Linked DNA regions of Mus musculus: regions 1 and 3 are each linked to region 2. The links are chromatin loops, found by intact Hi-C in ENCODE. Cell type or tissue: gastrocnemius. All regions are shown on one strand. Region 1 overlaps Ppp2r5c (protein phosphatase 2, regulatory subunit B', gamma). Region 2 overlaps Ppp2r5c (protein phosphatase 2, regulatory subunit B', gamma). Region 3 has its middle 4.0 kb from the start of B930059L03Rik.

The links. Peaks named below come from ENCODE experiments on the same cell type or tissue, not always from the same donor. Only the 100,000 strongest peaks of a DNase experiment are listed, where the experiment ranks them.
Region 1: a loop joins it to region 2, with 4 times the contacts of the local background. A loop is called at or near these places in 21 of 42 quality-filtered maps.
Region 3: a loop joins it to region 2, with 2.7 times the contacts of the local background. A loop is called at or near these places in 20 of 42 quality-filtered maps.

The regions. Positions count from the first base shown.
Region 1 is chr12:110,553,264-110,561,263 of GRCm38, reverse strand. Ppp2r5c (protein phosphatase 2, regulatory subunit B', gamma) reads right to left here. Exons shown (of 16, transcript NM_001373949.1): 10 at 6,368-6,421. Among named protein-coding and RNA genes, the nearest start is that of B930059L03Rik, 34 kb to the left of the region's middle. In gastrocnemius, a CTCF peak has its summit at 4,251; no DNase peak of the experiment used is centred here; H3K27ac peaks cover 1,787 bases.
Region 2 is chr12:110,449,825-110,457,824 of GRCm38, reverse strand. The region is part of intron 2 of Ppp2r5c (protein phosphatase 2, regulatory subunit B', gamma); the gene reads right to left. Among named protein-coding and RNA genes, the nearest start is that of Ppp2r5c, 6.6 kb to the right of the region's middle. In gastrocnemius, no CTCF peak of the experiment used is centred here; a DNase peak (open chromatin) is centred at 3,452; H3K27ac peaks cover 328 bases.
Region 3 is chr12:110,583,374-110,591,373 of GRCm38, reverse strand. No RefSeq gene overlaps it. Among named protein-coding and RNA genes, the nearest start is that of B930059L03Rik, 4.0 kb to the left of the region's middle. In gastrocnemius, no CTCF peak of the experiment used is centred here; a DNase peak (open chromatin) is centred at 8; H3K4me3 peaks cover 1,404 bases; H3K27ac peaks cover 1,162 bases.

The sequences.
Region 1 (8,000 bases), 100 kb before region 2:
CAGGACGCCAAGACACCCTAGGGCACTGGTTCTCAACCTGTGGGTCACGACCCCCACAGGGGTCACACATCAGATCTCCTGCATATCAGATATTTACATTACAATTCATAGCAGTAACAAAGTTACAGTTATGAAGTAGCAATGAAAAAGTTTAAGGTTTGGGGTCACCACAACCACAGGAACTATGCAAAAACAGCTGCAGCATCAGGAAGGCTGAGAACTGCTGCTCTAGAGGAAAATGACGTCCCCACTGCCAAGCATGAGACACGTGAGACGGAAACGGTGAGAATCATCCCCACGCCTTTTCTCTCATTAGCAGTCTAGTTTTGCTGGGCAGTGGTGGCGCACACCTTTAATCCCAGCACTTTGGAGGCAGAGGCAGGCGGATTTCTGAGTTCAAGGCTAGCCTGGTCTACAGAGTGAGCTCCAGGACAGCCAGGGCTACACAGAGAAACCCTGTCTCGAAAAACAAACAAAAAGCCAAAACCAAAACAAAACAGTCTAGTTTTATATACTTTAATGTGATCCATCCCCTCTGATGGAAGAGCAGTGGAGTGCTCTAGAGTGGAAGCAGCCAGTGTAGACACTGCTAGCAACCTTCAGACGAATGCATACTGCACCTCTCAAGGTAACTGACTGCTTGTCACACACAGTTTACAACTTTGTTAAAACACATCAAAAGCATGTTGTCAATCTCACAGATGTAAGCCCGCATGCACTGAAGGTGTTGGACCTGAGCGGGGTTCCCGATGCCCCCCCTGTGTGATCACCCAGAGCCCAAGGATGAGTCCTGGAGAGTGCTTGGTCAGGAGGAAGCACATGGCAGCCCAAGCTTCCACTGAGCGCAGTGCTACCTTGTCTGAGGCCCAGGGAGTCAGATTATAAATTCACAGTGCTTCCCTACTCTGTGGCTACTGCACGTTACTCTCTTTGCCTAAGTCAGAAAGCTACAAGGAGTGCCTGCTGGGCAACTTAGGAAGATGCTCCTCTATGCTTTCAAAATATCTTACCAAACTACACCCGCACAAGATACTTGACTTGGCTCAACAAAGATGAACTACAGTTTTAGAGTTTAGCCATTATTTTCTAAAAAGTGCAATGAGCACCAGCAGGCCTATCTTCATAAGGGCACATGTGTGCATACACCTGTGCTTACACACCCCTGCTCACACACCTGTGCTTACACACCCCTGCTCACACACCTGTGTTCACACCCCTGCTTACACACCTGTGCTCACAAACCTGTGCACACACCTGCAAACATACATCTGTTCACACACCTGCCTGCTCACACACCTGTGCACACACACCTGTGCACGCACCTGTGCACAGGAGTCACTTGTTTCTCTGAAGCAGTGTGAGGCCTTGTCTGTGAGGCGAGATGGAAAGATGAAACGTGAAGAGACAGGAGAAAGGAAACCCTCGTTTTGGGACTTAGCTTGAGTTTCCCATTGGTTGAAGATTTAAGAAACCTGAACAGAACTTACAAAGCCAAGGCTGTCTATAGAGAACACTCCTTTGCCTAAAGACTTCAAACATGGAAGCTAACAACAGACTATGCCTACTTGAAGTCTGGAGGTTTGAGGTCTGGATTTGAGGGATCAGCACTCTTCTTTAATACAATGAACTTCATAAAGCCTACCTTAGGATTTCACTTGTAAAGGAAATTCTTTTTTTTTTCTTTTCTATCACACCTACTTATTTCCTGTGTGTTTATGTGTGTGGCGTCAGAAGGAGCTGGCAGAGACTGGGTGTCTCCTTTCACCGCATGGGCCCCAGGAACTGAACCCATGTTGTCAGTCTTAGCATCGAAACCTTTATCCACTGAGCTACCTTGATGACCCACAGAAAGAAATTCAAGATAAAGAAAAAAAAATATTATACAAAATATTTGGTTTCTTGAGACAGGGTTTCTCTGTGTAACCCTTGCTGTCCTGGAACTCACTATGTAGGTTGGCTGGCTGGTTTCAAAATCAAGAAATCTGCCTGCCTCTGTTGGCTTCCTGAATGCTGGAATTGAAATATGTGCCACCTCCCCCACCTAAACTTTTACAATCTTTAAACACTGTTATAAGTTATATCCTTTGAACAATGTAATTAGGACAGAATCTAAATCAATCTCTCTCTCTCTCTCTCTCTCTCTCTCTCTCTCTCTCTCTCTCTCTCTCGTGTGTGTGTGTGTGTGTGTGTGTGTACTGTATAGAGAGGCAAGTGCAATTCTCCTGGGAAGTTGGAACCCTTGCCTTGGTTGGTGTCTTAGGGTTTATTGCTATGAAGAGATACCATGACCACTGCAACTCCTATACAGGAGAACATTTCCTTGGGGTGGAATTACAGTCTCAGAGGCAAGAAGCACGGCAGCACATGCAGACATGGTGCTGGAGAAGGAGCTTAGAGTTCTACAACCTGATCCAAGGCTGCAGCAGGAGACTGCCCTGTTAGGTTTATTAGCCTGAGTATCTGACACTTCAAAGCCCATCTCCACAGTGACATTTCCTCCAATAAGGCCACACCTCCTAACAGTGCCACTCCCTATGAGCCAAGCATTCAAACACATGAATTTATAGGTGTATTTCTCTTAAAGCAACTGAAGTTGTGACTGACTTTTCTCTCTCAACACCCGCAATTAACTATAAAGCATAAATGTCCATTTCTCTCAGTTTGAGAAACTTACTGTCTTTTTTTTTTTTTTTTTTCTCTGTATAGTCCTGGAACTCACTTTGTAGACCAGGCTGGCTCCGAACTCAGAAATCCGCCTACCTCTGCCTCCCAAGTGCTGAAATTAAAGGCATGCGCCACCATGCCCGGCTGAAACTTACTGTCTTTGTGTCACTGACTCATCCTGAAATGCCTTTTCACAGTATTACTAATGGACTCTGTGCGTGTGTGGGTGCGTGCATATAGTCCCAGGCTGCTGGCAGCACCTCCCTCTCCACCACAGATGACAGTGGTGACAGGGTGTAGAGCTAGCATCTCTGCTCCCATTTTGGGACCAAAACTGTTGAGGAGTGTGTGCTGCCCTTTAGAGCTGTTTGTCACTCACTTGTCACTTCCAGTTATTACAAAGGTGAAGGCAGGGCGGGTATCTGAGAAATAGTCATATACAATAATTCTGCTTTGGTGCTCTGGGTATTTAGGTTCCTGGACATTTTTTTTTCTATTACCTATCTATTATAAAACTTCAAATTTCATTTTACAAGTCCTCCTAATTTTAGAATCTAACAAAAATCTACAACTATCTTGAGCTGGGCGTGGTGTTGTATGTCTTTGATCCTAGACCTTAGGAGGAAGAGTTAGGCAGATCTCTGTGAGTTTGAGGCCTGTCTAGTCTACATATGGGGTGCTAGGCTAGGCAAGGCTGGTAAGACTTTCACAAACACACTCTTTAAAGTCTTAAGAGAACACATTTCTAAAGTCTACCACTTAATGATTTCCCTCCGACTATTAAGTCAACCAGGCATTTCTTGAGTATCTACTTTGAATCAGAACCATGGTTAATATGGAAGACAGGAATTACTCTTGACCCACACTGGCCCTCCAGCGGTCAGTGGGTTTTTAAAGTCATGTAGGGGCTGCACAGCCAATATGGACTGCCTTGATGGGAAAGCCAGTTTCTGAACCAGGTTCACACTGGACTCTTTCTGATCTTTGAGCTACTGTGAGCAGCACCCAGTTTTCCGGTCTGCGTGTGAGAAGGGCAGGACTCTGCCAAAGGTGTGCATGCCTGCGTGTGCTAATGCCAGACAACACCAGCGCCAGGCTCCAGGCTCAGCGCATGCTCCCTGAACGGGGAAGAGGGGAAACACATCAGTGACCCTGCCCTGAGTCCTGGCGAGCCTGTCCTGGTGTACCTAGGGGCAAAGCCGTGACTGCCAAGACACGTGGGTCATCCCATTAGCAGAGGGAGACAGGCGGATGAAAGGAGACACAGTTGTGTAAAATCTCCCATGAGCCTCTAGCCTGGCAACAAAGAAAACAGTATCTATGCCTAGTGTGCCCAGGAAACTTTGGAGTCCGTGAAAAATATCAATTACAGGGTCAGCAAATGCTCTTTACAGATGGCAGCCTTTTAAGCGGAACACAGTGATGGGCAATTTCCACTGTCAGTTTGATTGGATTAAGAGTCGCCTAAGGCATTAATGAGACACACCCAAGGGTTCATCCTCTGAGCCTCTGCTGAGAGGATTAACTAAAGGGAAGGCCTGCCCTGTGTTGGTGGCATCAGCCCAGGAGGTGGAGTCCTGGATGAAGCAATGATTAAGAACGGAGAAAGGCAGCTGGAGTCCTTCGTCCCTCGGTCCTGATCTGTCTGAAGTCTAAGCGCCTAAGCTACGTGGTCCTGCAGCTGTCAGCTCTGCTGCCCTCTCAAGCCTCAAGCTGGACTCAGTCTTCCTGATAAGTCCTTTATTGGTGGGAATCTGATTGCAGTAACTGCCACGACTTGTATTTAAAGCAATCCACATGGCAACCTGGAGCCCTGGGGTGGCATGTGAGGTTCCTGTGTGCGGAGTACACATACTCCTTTCCAGTCCACACCTCCATCTTAAGTCTTCAGAGCTGGCAGCAGAGGTGCACACCTTTAGTCCCAGCACTTGGGAAGCAGAGACCAGAAATCTCTGAGTTTGAGATCAACCTTGTCTACAGAGAGAGTTCCAGGACAGCTAGGTCTACACAGAGAAACCCTGTCTCAAAAACCAAACCAACCAACCAACCAAAACATAAAACGAATTGCTTACTTCTAAGTCAGACACAGTGGCCTTTGCATTTTTATAAAATGTAAATTTCAAAGGAAGAAATGTACCAGGTGAGAGTCCAAATGCTTTGAGTATATTGAAAATCAGCTCTGCTTTCTGCAGCTGGACAGTGATATCATATTATCATCTGTCAGCAGATGTCATCTGTCAACAGGAGCTACAAACAACAGCTCGGGGTGGACACACCACACTGGGTGTGTGGGACTTCTGGCTTGTTTGTGCACAGCCCTGCCTGCGACTGGCATCCTATGTTTACGGGACAGCGGCATTCTGTCTTGTCTCCCGCAGTTAAGCTCACCCCTTACCGACCTGCCTATCTGTCATTACACTGCATCAGTGGGGCAGAAACCTTTACAAGTGTCACCTGAGTTCATGCTCTGCTCACACAGATGAGGAAAGAGAGTCAATCCGGGCTAAGCAGGCCCGGGGTCAGGCTGGGACAGGGCCCAGATGGTAGAGATGCTTCGGGTGGGAGGATCCCGCCTGAGGCGAGCGAACAGGGACTAAGGCACACAAGCGCTGAGCGGTGAGTTCTTCAGTCATCAGCATAGGAAAAGCACACACAAAGAAAACCCGAGGGAGAAAACTCAGTGTAGCTTTCTCCCACGCCTCTCTTTCTTGACTTCTGAATGTAAAAGGGGTGGTGGGAGCGGGTGGGATTTCTTTTCTTTGTGAGGTGTGGGGAGAAACCTGTGTGACCATGCCAGTGCGCTCTTGCATGGGAATGCCTGCCGAGGTGGGAGAGGGTGTCTGATGCCCTGGAGCTGCAGCTACCGCCCGCTGTGAGTCACCACCTGGGTGCCGGGAACCTCTAAAGGGCAACAAGTGCTCTTTGTCACCAGTGTTGCTCTAGCCAGCTCTTCCTCTTCCCAGGCAGACCTCACACTCACAGTCACCTGTCCACCTCAGCCTCCTGAGCCACTGAGTGTGGCGTGAACTGTATGCCAGGACCGCATGAGCTGCATGGGCTACGGACTGCAGCCCAGGCTCCTTTAGAAGTGGATTCAGCTGCTTACACTGCCTCACCTTAGTCAGGAATGACGTTGCCAACCATGCCTATATTTAGTGACTGATTTGTGTGTGTGTGTGTGTGTGTGGAGGTGCAAGGAATTTTTAAAAATTTAATAAAGATAAAACACACACACACACAGACACACACATTAGAAATCTAAACCAAAAGGCAGTAGTCTAGTCTCCATTTGCTGTTCAGTGATTGTAAAACAACACTAACTTAGATTAACCTTCCAGAGCATCTCCACTCTCCTCTAGAGTGCAAGGGATTTCTACTCTTGCTGCAACCCTGTGCCCGAGTCAGAGCACTTGCTGCCCAGTGTGGAGGGCTCAACGGGGCCAGGCTGGTGGCCACAGCTGCTCAGGGGCCATGTTCCAAGGACTGTGGGACAGTGTGAGACAAGGTGGCAAGCTTATTATACATAACCTTCACTGCGGCGAAGGAACTCGTCATCAGACCACCACAGCTGAGCTGAGCCTCCAACCCAGGAGTGGGACGAGCTTCCGACAGTGTTGCCACTGAAGGTGACAGGGCCGACTGAGAGGCAATGTGGCGAAATACAGGGACACAGTGAGGGTCACAGTCCAGATCGAGCACTTACTGGTTCAGTGAGGGTGCTGTCCTTCTCTAAAAACTGCACGACACAGTACGCCAGCTGAAAGGGAGGGGAGAGAGTGTCAGATGTCATCAGCATGGAAGCTCCCTTCTAGAATGACCCTCAACCACCCTCCCCTGCGAAACTGCCTGCTGTGGCTGAGCGACAGTTTCAGGGAGATACCTTTGGGACGGATGCTCACTGGATAATTCTTCCCCGATCTCTTTGTGACAGATTTTATAGTTGTGTGTGTGTGTGTGTGTGTGTGTGTCTTTAGAAGATGAGAATAGACAAGTAATGTAATACCTGGAAAGTTGTAGTGCAGAGTCCTACCAGAAATCTCTGCACTCTCTTTATTTGCCCTTTGAGATAACATTTATATGTAGCCCAAAGTTCCTGCCAGCCTCCTGCCTCAGTCTCAGGGCGCTGAGATTAGATGTCCCCCACGCCAAGCTCCTTTATGAATTATTACTGCTCAAGATGGATATGATACAAGACAAGCAGACCTGTTACCTGGCAATGCCAGACAGAAAATGTGCGAACAGGAGGACAGTGCATCGGGTCAGAATGGACTCTTGTTTAATTTTTAAACGAGGTCCTGTTACATACAGTGCACGCGGGCCTCAAACTCATGATTTTCTGCCTCGGACTCCTGAGTGCTGGGATTACAGTTATGAGCTCTACGTCTCGATACAAATCTTTGTTGGGGATGGAAGCTGAGACCTTGCACATGACAAGCAAGTACTGCCTGTCCTATGATGCCCACAGCCCTTCCATGCGCTTTCTTAAAAAATAATCTTTACTTTATGTGCACTGGTGCTTTGCCTGCATGTAAGTCCGTGATGGCGTCACATCCTGGAGTTGCAGACAGCTATGAGCTGCTATTTGGGTGTTGGGAATTGAACCTGGGTCCTTAGGAAAAGCAGTCAGTGCTCCTAACTGGTAAGCCATGGCTCCAGCCCCCGTCCCCCATGTGCTCTGTGTGTGTGTGTGTGTGAGTGTGGAAATAAAGTATTTTGTTACTATTTTGTTATTTTGTTTACGTGTGTGGGTAACTTTGTGCACAACTAGAAAGGGCTTCACTGGAGCAGGGGTTACAGACGGCCTTGTGGGTGCTGGGAAATGAACCTGGGTCCTCTGCAAGTGCAGTCAGTGCTGAGCCAACTCTCCAGCTCCCTGCCCATGTGTTCTTAATGCATAATGGCTCCCTGGTCTGTGCCCAGCCGTGCAGGGGATTGTGGGCTGCAACTGAGGGTGGCCACCTCCTCGAGCCCCAGCATAGCTAAGTTCTGTCTCTGGGAGAGCAGATCCAATGCAAGCAGACAGAAATGAGTCAGAGGCTGCAACTGACTAAGGTGGCAGCGTGACTACACCCTGAGACTTGCAGTTGGCTCTACAAGGTGTCAGAGCACGCCATTGGCTGTGGCCATCGGCTTTTGTCTCTAAGGCAGTAGGTTTAGATCACCACTGTTAGAAGCCTCCTTTCAAAGCTGGCTCCCCAAGTTTCTGTACAATCTACATTCCAGAGATTGCCCTGAATTTTCTTTTTTGTGTGCATAAATGTGTGTGGTCATAAATGTCCACATGTATGAATACCCGTGGAGCTGAGAAGCTGACACTGGGGTTTTCCTTGATGCTT
Region 2 (8,000 bases):
ACTCACAAACACACGCACAGTGTCCCAGCAATGTCAGCAGTTTGTTTTCCAAGACCCAAGCTATTTTTTCATGTCTGTTAACATCTTTTAAGATACAATTTTAATCAAAATAGTGTGATCTGACTGACATAGTGGTAGGTCAGACAGAACTAATGAGCGAGACTACCCCACAGACAAATACAGGCAGACAACGGACAGAGTTGGGACAGACACATAGGAAAGTATATAAAAACTAATTCAAGATGTACCAAAGACCTAAGATACAACAGTAAAAACCATAAAACTCTTAGAAGCACCAAAAACAAATCTCACTGCCTTGGATTTGACAGCAAGTTGCTAACTACAATGAAAACAACAAAACCTGAAAAATAAAAATATACTTTTTATACATAAAAAGCATTATAAAAAGTAAAATACAACTGATAAAGACAAAATACTTGTGGATTACATATCTGATGACAATCTATCAGTAGCCAAAATACAAAAACTTCTCCCGGTAACTCAACAAGAGGAAGGCTACAGGCACTCAGAAAGGTGCTCCACCGGACTAGCCAACAGCCTCAGCATAGGCAGTCGGTTCAAACAAATGGAAGATAGCAATACCTGACAACTGTGTGTGTGTGTGTGTGTGTGTGTGTGTGGTGTGTGTGTGTGTTTCGAGTTGGGGAAGAGCTAGAATTCCTCAGTAGGTGAACTGAATAACCATCAGGTGACCCAGCAATCCCACCCTGATTCTTCTCTCTGGCCGCTGTCCTGGATTGGAGACCACGGCAGGTGTGCTTTGGTCTAATTGCTCATCCGCCTAAGAGACCCCAGGGTTTCCCTTAGCCTCCTTCTTGTTTTTAAAAGATTTATTTGTTTTATGTATATGAGTACACTATTGCTCTCTTCAGACACACTAGAAGAGGGCATCAGACCCCATTACAGATGGTTGTGAGCCACCATGTGGTTGCTGGGAATTGAACTCAGGACCTCTGGGAGAGCAGTCGGTGCTCTTGCGTTTGAGGTACTAATCGCAAACACAGTGTTGCTCATCAAACTCAAAGCAAGATAGATGACTTTCCTCTTGAGAGTTCCGAGTGCAGACTCCGGCCTCATCACTCGCATCCCTGGGGAACCTCAGGCAGCTGCAGGGCGATCTAAGGTATCCTGAGGCACAGGGCAGCGACCTTTCTGACCTTCTCAGGGCCCGAGCACTCGGACTCTGGGTCCTTCCAGGGGAAGCTCTTGAGAGGAGGGAAAGTAGAACTATCTACCAGGTGCCATGAGGAGCTGGGGCGACAAGCCACCCAGGCAGGCCCCTGCTGACTTGTGTTATTACCACAGTGGGTATGGGCCACTCTCCAAGTCTTCCCAACAGTTACTGGGCATGGTGGCAGAGGCTACCCCAGAGAAGCAATAGATATCAAGAAAGGGTGAGGACTTTCTAACAGGCGATGCCTCCTCCAAAGTCCAAATGTCTCTTCTGTTCCCCACACCTCCTGTACAGCAGGCATCCTCCTCCTGAACATGGAGTGAGAGAATTCTGGGCAACAGAGACATGGGTGCTTGTTAGTCTCGGTGCTTCAGAATTATTCATTCAACCAGCAAAATAAGCAACTGGCTTGGTGACAGAGCCTCACTCCTAAGCGTCTTACCATATAAGGGATTACTACACGGAACAAACAGCATGTTTCCTTCATTCAAACTCTGCAGCTCTGAGAATTCACGAGGACATGTGAGATGCCTACTGTGCCAGAGAGCAGGGCCAAGCCACTGGGATCACAAGGGGTTCACGATGGTGAACGGAGGCAAACACAAAGGATGCTCCTTGCCGTGAGCTAACCAGGGCTGGTTTCAGATGGGGGTCCAAGCCTGTTGATAACCAACCACCTCACCACTTTCTCTGAGTGGCCAGCTGCATGGATGCACCCTGGACCAGGGCCAGAAAGCCAAATCCCTGGGCCACACTGCCCTGCTTCCACCTACTCCATGAGAGGCAGTTCTGTGAGAAGGTGGTACCTGTTTGCTGGCCATTGTCTAAGGCTGCTCTCTCCTACAATAGCACAGTCAGCAGCTGGGACAAACCATACAAATATTTTAGGCCCAAAAGGCCTAGGACAGTTATATCTAGCCCTTCACAGAAAGCTCATTTTTCTAGGGCAACACTTCCTGCTGAGAGGTAGAAACAGAGAGGAAGGAGGGTTTTCTGATCATTGACCATGGATTTGAGCAAACCTGCCAGCCTGTTTCCCAGTGGTAGGAAAGGACTCACAGAGCTGTGACCTTTGGTAGCAAGAATACTGGGGGTCATGTGCCATAGGCGTCTCTGGGCAGAGTTCTCCACAGATGAATCTTCAAAGGGGAAGCTCAGAGGAGGGGATGTGACTTGGCTCCAGGGACCCACAGAGGTGGGGTACCATGCTATGAATAGCCACCTTCTCCTACTCTGCAAACCCACTCACCCACCAGTTATCTGCCCTCATTCGCCGGCTCCAAACACCCCAACACCTGCCTATCACCCCTTTGGGAAGAGAGAGTTCCATCTGAATGTCAAATCCTTGGCAAGACTGTCCCTGAACACTGAAAGCAGGCTGTGTGTGCAGTGAGAATAGATTCCCGTACTATTTAATAAAATAGTTAGACCCAGGGTCTAATGCACAGTAGGCACTCACATGCTTCACACTGACAACACCCCAGCCTTCATACTGTATTTTAACCATGGATGTTTTCACCTATAAAAATGTAGACATACAAGACACTGTCTGCAAGAGCGACTATGACACCATGTGCCTTCTCTTGGGTTTCTCAAGGTTCCCTCACCTAAGAAAATGGAGTCTCCTCACGTGTAGAACTTGGGGAGGCCTGTCATGGACCAAGAGGTAAACATAGTGCCTTCACACCTTACCAAGATACTCTCTCTTGTGTCTTCTTTTCTCTAAGTTTAGCTATTCTCTTGCCTATTTGTTTCTTCTTTTTGTTTAAATTTTTAATCTGAACTTTGATAATTTGTATTGTTAAAGAGAGCTAGTGGGGCTAAACTACAATCCGTTCGCTCATGTTAGAAATGGTTGTGTAAAATACTGTCTGGCTACTTGTCAGCTCTCCCTCACGGGACTCTCTCAGACACTATATACACTCCACATCTGGTAGGTCTGAGCCACACGGGGCTACTGCGCACTTGAAATGCGGCTAACCCAAGGAACTTGACTTTAATTCTCATGACTTTAGGTTGAAATGAAATCACTTGATGTGGCCAACTTCTGAGCTCCTCCCTGGACAAAGCTAACATTTGTGGCCACACCAACGCCTGTAGGCTGTACAGTGTGGGGAACTCATCTATCAATGTCACATTTCTCAACAAGAAAACCACACACACACAAAGATAAAGGGCAGCTCTGTGCACCCTCAGTGAAGGCTTTTAGCCTCTCCCTGGAGTTTAAATTCTAGGCTTGTTCTCTGACTCCCCCAGGTGGAGAAACACGGATGCTGCGGCCTGGGAAGCAGCAAAACTACTAAGTACTGCTCCCAGCCAGGGGAAAGTAGAGGAGCAGAGACAGTGCTGCTCAGCCGGGACCAGGGTACACCCACCATCTGGGAAACACGGCAGGCTCTTCCCATCACTGAAGCTTTCAGGGCAGTTGTCTTGTGCCTCAAGAAGACATCCTGTGAGCCATGCCAGTGGCTGGGCAGTTAGCTGATGACCATGATGACCAGGGATGTCCTTTACAAGGGCAGGGAAACTTCTGCTCTGTCCTGTGGCTGTCCACAAGCCTGTGCTCCCCCTGCAGCTACCTGTGCCTCCATGTTTAGGTTACCTCTCCCATCTCTTTCCCTGCCTGTCCCACAGACCTGGTCCTGTCCGCTTAGGCGCTAAAAGCGTTGGCGCCCTGACCCAAAGCAGCATCTGGCTCTTTCTAGGAGATGGGCCCTACCTAGGCCCTCCATTCAACACCGACTAAGGGGAACTGGCAAGAAACTCCCAAGCACACAGACTGTCCAGAGGCAACGGGAGCATACAGCACACCTCAGTCAATGCTTACGTTCTAAGCAGGTCAGGACTGCATTAACCTTCTTATCCCCACAATCCTCAGCACCATGCTCACAGGGGCCAAAAGGGCCAAAGATGCCCAGGCCAGAAACCCATCAATCCATCCATCCACCCACCTATCATCTATCTGTTTATCACCATGAAGTGCACTGCCTTGAAAAATACAGCAAAAATATCTTCTTCCAAGACGCAGTGTTCAAATGAACGTAATTAGGAAGGAGAAACACACTTCAGTGGAAAGCCCACTCTGAAATGCTTTAAATAGAACCAGACTGAATAGATAGATACATTTACCACTGATCTTCTCTAGCAAGGTCTGTGAAACAGTTATTCTTTTGCCAACTAAGAATTTTCTAATGCTTAGAACTTTCCCAAAACAGCAGAGGAAGTCCTGTCCCAGGTGTGGGCACATGCCTACAATCTCAACATTTGAGTAGCTAAGGTCTGAGGCTAGCCTGGGCTACATGGTAATAAGACCCTGACTCAGATATAAACAAAAAGAAAAGTCCTAACTGCCGTATCATCTGAGCTAGTATGACGTCACTTACTTAAAATCAATAATATTGAATGAAAGCTCTGCCCTGAAATTCCTTTCGGGATTAAAAAAATCATAAAACAAATAATAATTAAAGGTTATTTATAACTTACAATAATAGAACAGTAAGCAGGCTGACCTGAAGCTCTCCCTTTTCTGGCACTATTTATCAAGTGCGGAGGACTGACCACAAGGCCTTTGCACTGCACTCCCTAGGTACACGTTCCACGGCTGGGCAAAATTCCCAACCTTCTAAGCACTTTTTAAATCCACTGACCACTGTATTTCTCCACTGTAGGGCCCAACTAACACATGGAGATTGCAAAGAAGCACGGATCTTGTTAAATAGCTGGCCCCAAAGGACTCATCTAGTAAGGCAAGCGAGCCACAGGCCCAAAGCACTGTGCCGTGGATATGTGATGGCAAATTATTTCCCACGTTTATATTAGACAAAAGAAATATGGCTTAAGGAAGGAAAGCCTTCCCTGAACTGGACAGACGGCTCTGAGTTAAGAGCACCTGCCATGCTTGTAGAGGACCTTGGTTTTAGTCCTAGCACCCACACGGCAGCTCACAACCACCTGGAACTCCAGTTTGGGCCACCCTCTTCTGGTCTCTGTGGGCACTAGGCACACACAGTACACACAAACACTCACGCACATAAACAAATATAAATTGTTAAAAAATAAATCTTAAATTTCAGATAGATGAGCCTGAGCTGGTGCTCCAGGAAGCCAAACTGTCTTCACAGCAACTTGGATGGGATTTCATGAGTTCACTTCAGTCTCACGCCGGGAAGATTTGTGTGAGCGATACATGTGCTACCAAAATGGACTGACTGTAGAGCCAAGCAGCTAAAGATGTCCAAAAAACCTAAAGCAATGCCCCCCTTTTCCTCAAAAAAAACTATCTATCTATCTATCTATCTATCTACTTATGTGAGTACACTGTAGCTGTCCCTGGACACACCAGAAGAGAGCATGGGATCCCATTACAGATGGTTGTGAGCCACCATGTGGTTGCAGGGAATTGAACTCAGGACCTCTGGAAGAGCAGTCAGTGCTCTTAACCGCTGAGCCATCTCTCCAGCTCCCTAACAATACCCCTCTTTTCAGGGAATTTTCTTTAAAAAAAAATATTTTCACACAAATGCTATTTTTGTTAATATGTAATGAGTATTACTGCTATTATTAGCTGAATTGATGAATACTTGAATTTTTTGTTTTAATTTCTAATATGAAAAATATGGGTAAGAGAGCTGTAACCACCTACATAAAATCTGTTTGGGTTCTCAATGCCTTTGAGGCATGTAAAGGGCCCTTCCCTTTTGTCTGAGCACTGCTGTTCAACATGGAAGCATACCGGGGGACGGCAGACGCACTCTGGAGGCAAACGTGCACACTCTGTAGAGCGTCTTTTCAGTGCAGGGCTCAGCAGGGGTGAGTCTGTCCTCTGGAGACACTCAGCAATGCCTACTACTGGCATTTAGTAGGTAAGGTCAAGGATAAACGCAGCTGGGAACAGCCTCTCACAAAGCCCCTGCCTCCATACCAGCGTGGGCACCAGGTCTCCCACCCATCAGCTTACACGTGGATGAGGAGTCGGAGGTGGAGGAAAAGCAGCTTATGGAAGACCCAGGTGCTTCTGAGGCCTGAAGGCAGCCAATCCAGAGTAGCCATTTCCCAACAACTCCCAAGCTCTCCCATCTGAGGCTGCACCATCTTTCTATGCACCTGAGCATTGGGCACCGACCTCAGGTCTGAAAAGAGCCAGCCAATGGATGGAGGCTTTGGCCCTTCCACAGAGGATGTCAGGTAAGTGACCATGTGGCTCCTTCCAAACTACTCCCACAGCCACCTTCCAACTTATTCAAGAAAGATGTCTGCTCCACAGACAGTGAACAGAAAGCCCCGAAATAATTTTGAAAGATATTTTCATAAAATTTTTACCTATGTTCCCACGTAATGGCTGTTATTAGATTAATAACGTCTATAAATTTTAGTTTAACTTACAGAAAAACATTATTTGGCTCCCAGCGTAACGTGACCCCTGGCAAGCCTCCGCCTTACTGTCCCTTCCTCCGAGGGCTGTGGCAGTGCAAAGGGACAGGAGATTCATAAAGGTAAACAGGGTCGACGTAAGAGACCGAGTCTGAGCGAAGGCTGCTCCAGCTTCCTTCCAAGCACTGCATGTTACATAAGAGATGCTGAAAAGACTTTCAAACAAAACTCAGCCCAGCATGCAAAACGCACAGACGGAAAACGAGACTCAAACCACCTTTAATGTGTCCAAAACAAATCACTTTGTAAAAATCATCAACACATTTAAAAAAAAAAATCTCAACTTTGGACAAAGTGCACAGATTTTAAAAACACGACAAGACAATACAGCAACACCATCCAATGGCCTGACCCTGCCAAATGAAGGTCTAGATCTCAGTGTAATTTAGGATTTGGAGTATTCATAAAATGTGCCTAGTCATGTTCCTCCGTATCCAAGTGATAATTTGTTCTCTCCGTCCATCTCCACGTTTTCTAACTTCAAGTAGCCCGTGGGTCAGCTGTGGCCTGTCAGTTAAAGACAAGCAAACCTGTACTAAACAAACTGTACCTGGCACGGGACAGAAATCTGTATTTTCAGGACACACAGGAATATGCAACAAGTCAAAGTTTAACATACTCATGGACAGAGAAGAAAAGGAAAGAGAAATGTGCGAATGCCCAGCAGCAGTAACAACCTTTAGCAGGACCCATAACTACGCTACTGGATCTACGCTGTTGTGCATCTTACAGGGAAAAACTTCTTAGGCAAAGCAGGGCCCAATCTATCCCGCACAGTAAAAATGGGCCCCCAACATCTTTAGCTCACTAAAGTGTCTCAAGAGATGAGGAAACACGTTTCCCAAGGCGAGCGCGTGCATCACTCCTGACAGGCCTGAATCCCCGTTTGCTCTCACTCCCAGCCTGGAGGACCTTCCTGGGTCTCATGCTGTCTTCCACTCCAGTACTTTTCCCTCCTATCTAAAAAGCCACGGGCTAGCCAAAAAGTGTTCTTCGAGGTAAACCACTTGAGGCCTGTCTCTCGTGAGGCCAGCCGAATGTCCAGCGTAAGGACTTTCCATGGCCCGGAGGGAGAGCGGTGTGCTAAGTCAACCACAGGCTAACTTCTCGACTCTCACTGGGATCACTTCTCAAGCCTTTCCGCAGCTCACCCATGGCTGCAACACCAGCCCTGTTTACCTCCCCAGGCTGTAAAACTGGAGTGTGGAAACTGTCTAGGCTCTGAGCCTTCACGGGACAGTGTGGACCACCGCTGCTCGCGTGACATTAGAAGGGCTCCAAGAGCAACCATGAATACCAAACCCATTTACACTCTTCAGGCTAAAATATTCAAAGTCGGAGTAATAGGAGGAGAGGAGCGAGTACAGTCAAGACT
Region 3 (8,000 bases), 130 kb before region 2:
ATCCAGTCACGTGCGCCGTGGAGGCTGCGCCTTGCGGAGATCTCCGCCCTGCCGAGATGGCAGAGACCTTCCCGGGGCCGCCCTTGTCCTGCTGCCGTGTTCTGGTGCAGCTGTGCTGAGCTGATATCCTGTTGACTTTGAACTCTTCTCCGTTTTCTGCATGCGCTTTGTCTCATTCCTACGGGGTACCTGCTGCCATCCGCTTGCTCTTTGGTTTGGATGCCGGGTAGCCGTGCTGAGTCCCAACTCTGATGCTCCTGCCTCCACCTTTCCAGTGCTGGCATGGAAGGCGTATGTCAGCACGTCCACCTTACACACACGTACCCACATTTGATTGCCTCTCCACTTGGATCTTGCTGTTCTCGCTGATCCCACATTTATCTGTACATTGCGTCCATCAGACGCAGTTTTGAGTGTCCCACACGGTGCCAGACTGAAGGTACAGCGATAAGTAGGGTAATAGGGACATTGCTTGTAGAGGGCTCACGGGCTATCCTGGGGTGACTGGTTGGAGGGATGTTTTTGCAAGCTCCCTCTTGGCTGCAGTGTGGAATGTTTGAGAAGAAGGTGTTGGGCCGGCAGGAAAAGTTAGTCCTGGGGTGAGGATGAATTCGAATTTGGAATGAGTGCCAGAACCTTTCTAGTTTCAATTTGGCCATATTTTATGGAGACCGCTCAGCAGTTAGGTCCATGTACAGTTCTTCCGGACAATCCGAGTTTAGAGTCCCACGTTAGGGACAGACTATTTATAACCCTAGCCCCAGGGGACCGAACACCCTCTTGCTTCCGTGGGCACTTGCACTCATATGTACAAATCCACATACAGAAACAAACACATTTAAAAAAATAAAATCTTAAGGAGTGAGAGCGTGTGCTGGGGTTTTCTCACTTCTCTGCTCACATTTGCATCTAGCAACACTTCAGGCAGGTGAGGATAATTCCTGGTTTCTGTTTTTCAGCATGGAAAACAGTGCGGCCGGGAGTAGCTGGCCTTACTGCTCAGACTAGGTGAATTTTGCTGATGGCTAAATTTTTGAAGCAGAATTGCAGAGTCAAAATACATGACACCCTGCAGGGTGGAACGTGTTTCTAATGCCAGCATTCAGGGGGCTGGGTAGTAGGATTTTTGGTAAGACTGTCTCAAAATGTTTTCAACACTTACCTTTTAAAACTTTCAGTTGCATTTTTAAGGGTCCTACAAATCTGCAAGCCACCAACAGTAAACTGAAGTGACCCACCCTTCCTCACCTGCTACTGGGGTTACTTTCCTGTCCTTCCAGAAGCATTGACTTGTGGCCCTGAGATCTGCATAGGATGGCGACACTGCCAGTGGGAGCCCCTGCTTACCTGCCTCTGCTGGCTTTGCATCCTCCTCGGGAATATTCCTCACACCTACACGGCATGCCTATGTCTCTTTTGGCATGTAGGTGGAGGTAGAATTTCTGTTATGGGTGTCTACTTTCAGCCAGCTCCTTGCCCTCCAGCTACGTGCAGCCAGCCAGCTGGGAAGCGGTGGAGTACCATCGCCTAAGCCAGTGGTGCTTCCTGCAGCCATAGTTCTGCAGAGCAGTGTAGTTTAATGCAGTGTATCCCGTTTGATGCCTTCTCATGGTGTAGAGAGAGCCTGTCACAGGAAACAGAAATGCAGCTACTTTCTGTAGACTCCAGGCTGTCACCTGTGGCAGGTGGCATCCCATGGAAGATGAGGCCCTTGTCACTCACCATTTAAAGAAAAACCTCTTTCCTTAGGGGGGTGGTATACTGTTGTTGGGAGGGCTGGGATCTTCCATACTCCTGAAACTGGGAGAGAATGCCATTGCTTTCATTTGTAATTCATGACCTCATCTTTTAACTAAGTTGCTCAGAAAGCTCAAATCTCCCACCATCTTTAAAGACAACAGCAAAACAAACAAACTCCCTTCTGCAGGCTGGAGAGATGGCTCAGTGGTTAAGAACAGTGACTGCTTTTCCAGAGGTCCTGAGTTTAATTCCCAGCAACCACGTGGTGTCTCACAACCATCTGTAATGGGATCTGATGCATTCTTCTGGTGTGTCTGAAGACAGCTATGGTATACTCAGAAATAATAATAAATCATATATTTTTAAAAAGCTTCCCTTCTATTTCAGTGGACCAGCTCCCCATGTCCCCGCTCAAGGCCAACCCTTGTAAGAATTGTACTGATGTTCTGAGTTTAAGTCTTGTATCCCTTCATGAAGGGAAATCAGAGCAGAAGCCTAGCGAGAAAGCCATAGAAGATACCTGCTTGGTGGGTCACTAACTTGCTTTAAAGTTTTTATTTAGGCTTTTTTTTTTTTTTTCCGGGGGGAGGTGAGGACAGGTCCTAGAACTTGTTCTGAGGACAAGGCCAGCCTCGAACTAACTCACTTTTAACCCAGAGCCACCTGGCCATGCGGTGGTCCCTTTAACCTTCAGTTCCCAATCAGGCCAACTCTTCACAGACGGATTTACAGAACAACCAATAATGACAGTTGCCCAATGTACGCTCGTTTCTCAAGTGACTCTGAGATGTACCAAGCTGACAGTTAATGATAAGTAGGTGCTAGCCAGAGGAGGAACTTGTCTCTTAGGAAGAGACTTTACACAGTTTCAACTTGAGACCACCTTACAGACCACACTGGAGTTTTGCCAATGATGTGTGGGACTAGAGTTAACCAGGATTGCTTAGTTTATACATACCTCTTGTCTTCTCTCTAAATCTCGCCTTCCAGTTAGTACTCCAAAGGTAGACTTGACGGTTCGGGAGTCAGCAGAGCTCATTTGTTTGCTTCCTAATGTGACCACATTGAATTTAATCTCGTCTGCTTTTCCCAACAAGTCTCTTTAACTATCTATCCTACTGAAAATGAGCGGGCAAGCCTAGCTTTTTAAGGCTGCTTAGGGCCCAGGTTTTGACACTGACTTCTCTGGTAACATTAGCAAACTCTACATAGACCGTTTCCTGCTAGACACACAGGCATCTCTACCACATAGACCATTTCCTGCTAAACACACAGGCATCTCTAGTAAGATGTGAAATCCCCTTTCCTTGTTCCCCTCCACACTGCTTCGCACATTCCCGTGTTGCCTGGGTCCTCACTCTTGGTTTTCAGGCACTTGCTGCTGACCTCTGTGCCACTGCAGCAGCACCTGGGTTACCCTGCTACATGGCCACACGCTCTTGGCCCTATGTCTGCGTGTGGAGTTTGTCACCTTAACTTTTTTGTTGTTGGTGGTTTTTTTTTGTTTGTTTTTTCGAGACAGGGTTTCTCTGTATAGCCCTGGCTGTCCTGGAACTCTGTAGACCAGGCTGGCCTCTGCCTCCCGAGTGTTGGGATTAAAGGCGTGCGCCACCACGCCCGGCTTCACCTTAACTTCTAAAACAGATGCACGAACAGTTGCCTTTTCCCCAGTATAATTCCACAGAGCCCACAAATCAGCTGCTCCTACATCCTAACTCAGCCACTCCCTCCACCTTCTCAATGGGAACCAGCTCAGCTCTGTTCATAGCCCTTGGGGTCAGTTTCACCCACTGTGCCAGTTTCTTTAATGTTAGTGTTCAGTTCCCTGAGGTGAGAGTCCATTCTTCATGTGGAACAGTTCCTCAACCCCCCCCCCCAACCAGTCTGTCGCAGTCCATAGTAAAACACCATGAACTGCATCATTTTAACATTCGACTTTTATGTGTATGGGTATTTTGCCTGCTCCTTCCCTTCGTGTGTGTGTGTGTGTGTGTGTGTTTTGGTGGCTGTGGAGGTCGGAAGAGAGCATCACAACTGCAGTTATTGATAGCTGTGAGCCACCATGTGGGTGCTGGGAATCAAACCCAGGTCTTCTGGAAGAACAGCCAATACTCAGTAAGCCACCACTCCAGCCCTGGAATGGGTAATTTAAAATTTGTAAAGGTTAATGATTTTGTCTGTATGAGCATAGGTGTGTGTATGTGTGTGTGGTCTGTGTTTCACATGCATGTTGGGGTCACAGGGCAATTTGCATGAGTTGGTTTCTCTCCAGCCACAGTGTAGGATGTAGGTAGGGACTGAAGTCAGGTCATCAGCCCTGTTCACAAGCACTTCTGCCCATTCAGGTGCCTGTTTCCTTCTGGGCTAGGACAGCGCTGTCTGGGGCTGTGCCCTTCAGCCCTCCTCAGTAGCCATTCAGTCTCATTTCTAGAGGTTTCCACATTCTCAGATGGGCTGCAAAGCTGACCACAGGCTCTGGATTCTTTGCCTGGGGCTGTATAGTGAGAAGAGCTTCAGGTCAAGACAGTGTGCATACGGCCAATGAGACCGGTGGTGCACTACTCTGTCACTCGTGGACCAAGTTCACAGACCTCCCTGCACTCTGTTCCTCTTGTGAGCTGCTGGGAGACAGGTTAACTTTTCCCCAAAGGGGACTGGCTTTTGTCTCCAGCTCTCAAAGGTAGCAGCTATGCCATGGTTATCCTGCCTAATTAAGAATGCTTTTTGTTCTTTTGGGGACCAGGGCCATGATGGGTATACCATGCTGATAATATGGTCTGGGTGGTGGTGGTGGGATGGCGGCGGTTTAGTGTCAGCTCTGCTCCTGGAAGGGATGGATACTAAGACCAGACTATATGTAACTAACCGTGAAGACACAAATGAGCTTCCCAGGGGTACAGTCCTCCAGGTGAGCCTCCGCACACTCCTGCCCGTGCTGAAGGCCAGAGGTGAGCAGAAGGCAGCTGACACCCAAGCCAAGCCCATTTCCTCAGCCTGGGCATCTGCCTGTTGATTGTACCATGGCTCTTCAGCTGCTGCCCTAAACCCTAATACAGATAATATTCGATTGCCTCAGCTTGCTAAGGCGTTCTAGGAGTATCTTATGCCTAAGGGTGCATGGGGACTTCCAGAACCTATGAGTCTTTTAAGCCAGACTTCCACAGCTCTGGGTTGCAGATAAGGTTGCTCGTGAGAACAGGCTCACTGCAGTTGGCCAGTGTGTTCCTCTAGCAGCGGGGCTGTGGTGATGGGCTTATACAGTAGGCCTTTGTCTTACAGTTCTCTAGCACATGTATTCACCATGGAGTCGCCTGGGATCTGATGGCGCTGAAGTCAGGAAGAACATGTACTGTTTGTTGCCTGGTGTGGTGGCACACACTTTTAATCTCAGCACTTGGGAGGCAGAAGCAGGCAGATACCTGTGTTCGAGGCCAGCCAAGGGTACACAGTAAATCCTTGACTAACTTTCTCCACCCCCGCCTCCCAACACTTATTGTACAAGCTAGTCCTTGCTTCAGCTCAGCAGCAACAGCAGCACATGGCTTCGGAGTGACTTTGTGGGCTGTGTGGTATCAACATTTTGATTTTCAGGAGGCTTGGGTCTCAGTCTTATTTCCTGCTTAGAAGATGGACAGTCTTCTCTGGCAATGTTCCCTGGGCAGTGCTCAGTGGAGTCACCTTACAGGCTTTTAAATGTTCTCATTCCAATCATGCCTTAACGGGAGTCCAATTATCCTTGTTGGAGTGGAAGCTTTGGCTCAAATCTCCCAAACAAGGTTGGAAATTAGGGCTCCTGAAGGTAATTATATCAGCATATCTGAGCAGGGGGCTCAGAACTGGTCCTACTGGCTTCCAGATGCCTCTGAAGTTATCATTAGTTTAAGGGCTACATCTTCCTACAAGATACATCCTGGAGAGAGAGATGAAGCCGACTTAGTCATGTCAAGACTGGGAATTCGCTCTCACAGCGTGGCAATGGTTCTCAACCTCTGGGGGTTGAATGACAGGGGTTGCCTAAGACCATTGAAAAACACAACAGTAGCAAAATTACAGTTATGAAGTAGCAACAAAAATAATTTTATGGTTGGGGGTCACTGTATTAAAGGGTCACAGCATTGGGAAGGCTGAGAACCACTGATGTATGAGTGGAAGGTCCCCTGGTCCTCTGCCTGGCTCCTGGGGTTCCTTGTGCCTTTACATTGTTTTTTTCCTTTTCCCTCATCACATTGTCTGAAGGAGCAGCAGAAAAGTTTGTTCCCACCTGCTTTCATCACAGAATTGAAAAGATGGGTCAGGACCCATCTAATAACTGGTCTGTTAGATATCAGTTTCTAAAATTACACATTGGAAAGCTCTAGCTCAACCCAGCTTGTATTTGGTGTGTTTCCCACAAGCACAACACAGGCTGATTTGGCCTTGAACTGGATATGACCAGGAAGACATTAGGGAGAGAAAAAGCTGTATTCTAAGTTTCTTTTATTTTGAGACAGAGTCTCACATAGCCCAGTCTGGTCTTGAACTTCTGACCCTCCTTGCCCCTGCCTCCCACATGCCAGAGTTCCAAGTGCAGGCCACAATGCCCAACAAATTCCAGTTTCCCACTTACCACCACTCACAAGGTTCTTCAGAGAACGTGCTAACCTGGGGGGCTAAGGCAAGAGGACTGCTGCATGTCTGAAGCCAGTCTGGGCTATGTAGTGAGTTCAGAACAGCCTAAGCCACAGAGCAAGACCCTGTCTCAAAATCAAACCACAATAAAATCCCTAAAAACATAATGCTGTTGTTTGCAAAAAGCCATGAAGGAGACAGTGGGCTGAGGCAGGGAAGGGTATGTAGCTTCCCTGGTGTAGGCCAACCTCTCTCTCTCCTTACAATGCGTCCTTCTTAAGCCAAACCTCAAAACACCCCCCCACCCCCCTTGCAAAGAAGCCAATGTTAACTGAAGGGTGAATTTCAGCTTTCTGGTAGTGGAACCCATTTCTCTCCCAACGAATCATCTCTAACAAACATTTAACTGGGAGTGGAATTTCTGGTGATTTTTATGTTTCATGTTAGTATTAGCAACACAAAGTCAATGAGAACAGGGGCTAATGTGTTGGTTTTCCAAGACTTTGCATAAGTTTACACAGCAACAATATCCCTGAAGCACTGTGAGAGGCAAGAACGGACATCTGGCCCAGTGTGGTGGCGCACGCCTTTAATCCCAGCACTCGGGAGGCAGAGGCAGGCGGATTTCTGAGTTCGAGGCCAGCCTGGTCTACAGAGTTAGTTCCAGGACAGCCAGGGCTACATAGAGAAACCCTGTCTTGAAAAAAAAACAAAAACAAAAACAGACGTCTGAGGTGCTGATTCCATGCCGTCCTGTGCCCACACCTCTCCTGGATGCTGAGGCCTCACTGAGAGTTCGCTGAGAGGTCCTGCCCACCCTACCCTCTGCCCGGAGTGTTCATACACCAGCTCACGATTTAGTGGGCGCTTCCACAGCTCACCATCTTTGTGGCACCTGGACTTTGAAGGTGGTGTCGAGGACTCTTGGCCACCACCCCTGACTTGGTGACTCCAGCTCTCAGGGATGGAGACACAGAGCTTCTGTGTGGCTCTGGTGGCTATCAGTCACAGCCCACCTCTGGCCAAGAATCCCTGTGCTGTGGGCTGTTACCAAATGTGCTGATTTTCTCCAGTTTCAAGAGGGGAGGCCGAGGAATCTCAGGGAGTTTCCACCCAGCCTGAGGAAGCAGTACTCCTAGTCACTACCCCAGACCTGATGTCTTCTAACCAGTGAGGTAGATGCTTGTGGTAGGGGTCTTTTCCTCAAACACTTGTAACCAACGAGCCTCAGAGCCAAGGCCCTCAGGAAGCTCCAAGGCCTCCACTGCACAGCTCGCACCAGAAGGGCCGGACATGCAGAGACATGTGATAGGGCCAGGGTCACTGACCCAGAGGATACCCTGGCTGCAGAAACATGGACCAAGCACAGCCACAGCGAGGATCCTCTCACTTTCTTTTCCACAGGCTTCCAGAACAATGCTGTGAGGAGAGTGAAGGGCCAGCAAGGCTCTCAGCTCTCCTCCCAGCATGCCTGTCTGCCCTGCTCTCTTAGTTGGCCATCAAGGTAGAACTCGGTTCAGTTTCTCACCTCTGGATTTGTGTCCACACTGCCTTGTCGGAAAGCAAGTGCTGCCCACCAAAAGCTGCTTCTGCCCTTTCCTTTTCTCTCTTTCCGAGACAGGGTTTCTCTGCGCAGCCCTGGCTGCTGTCCT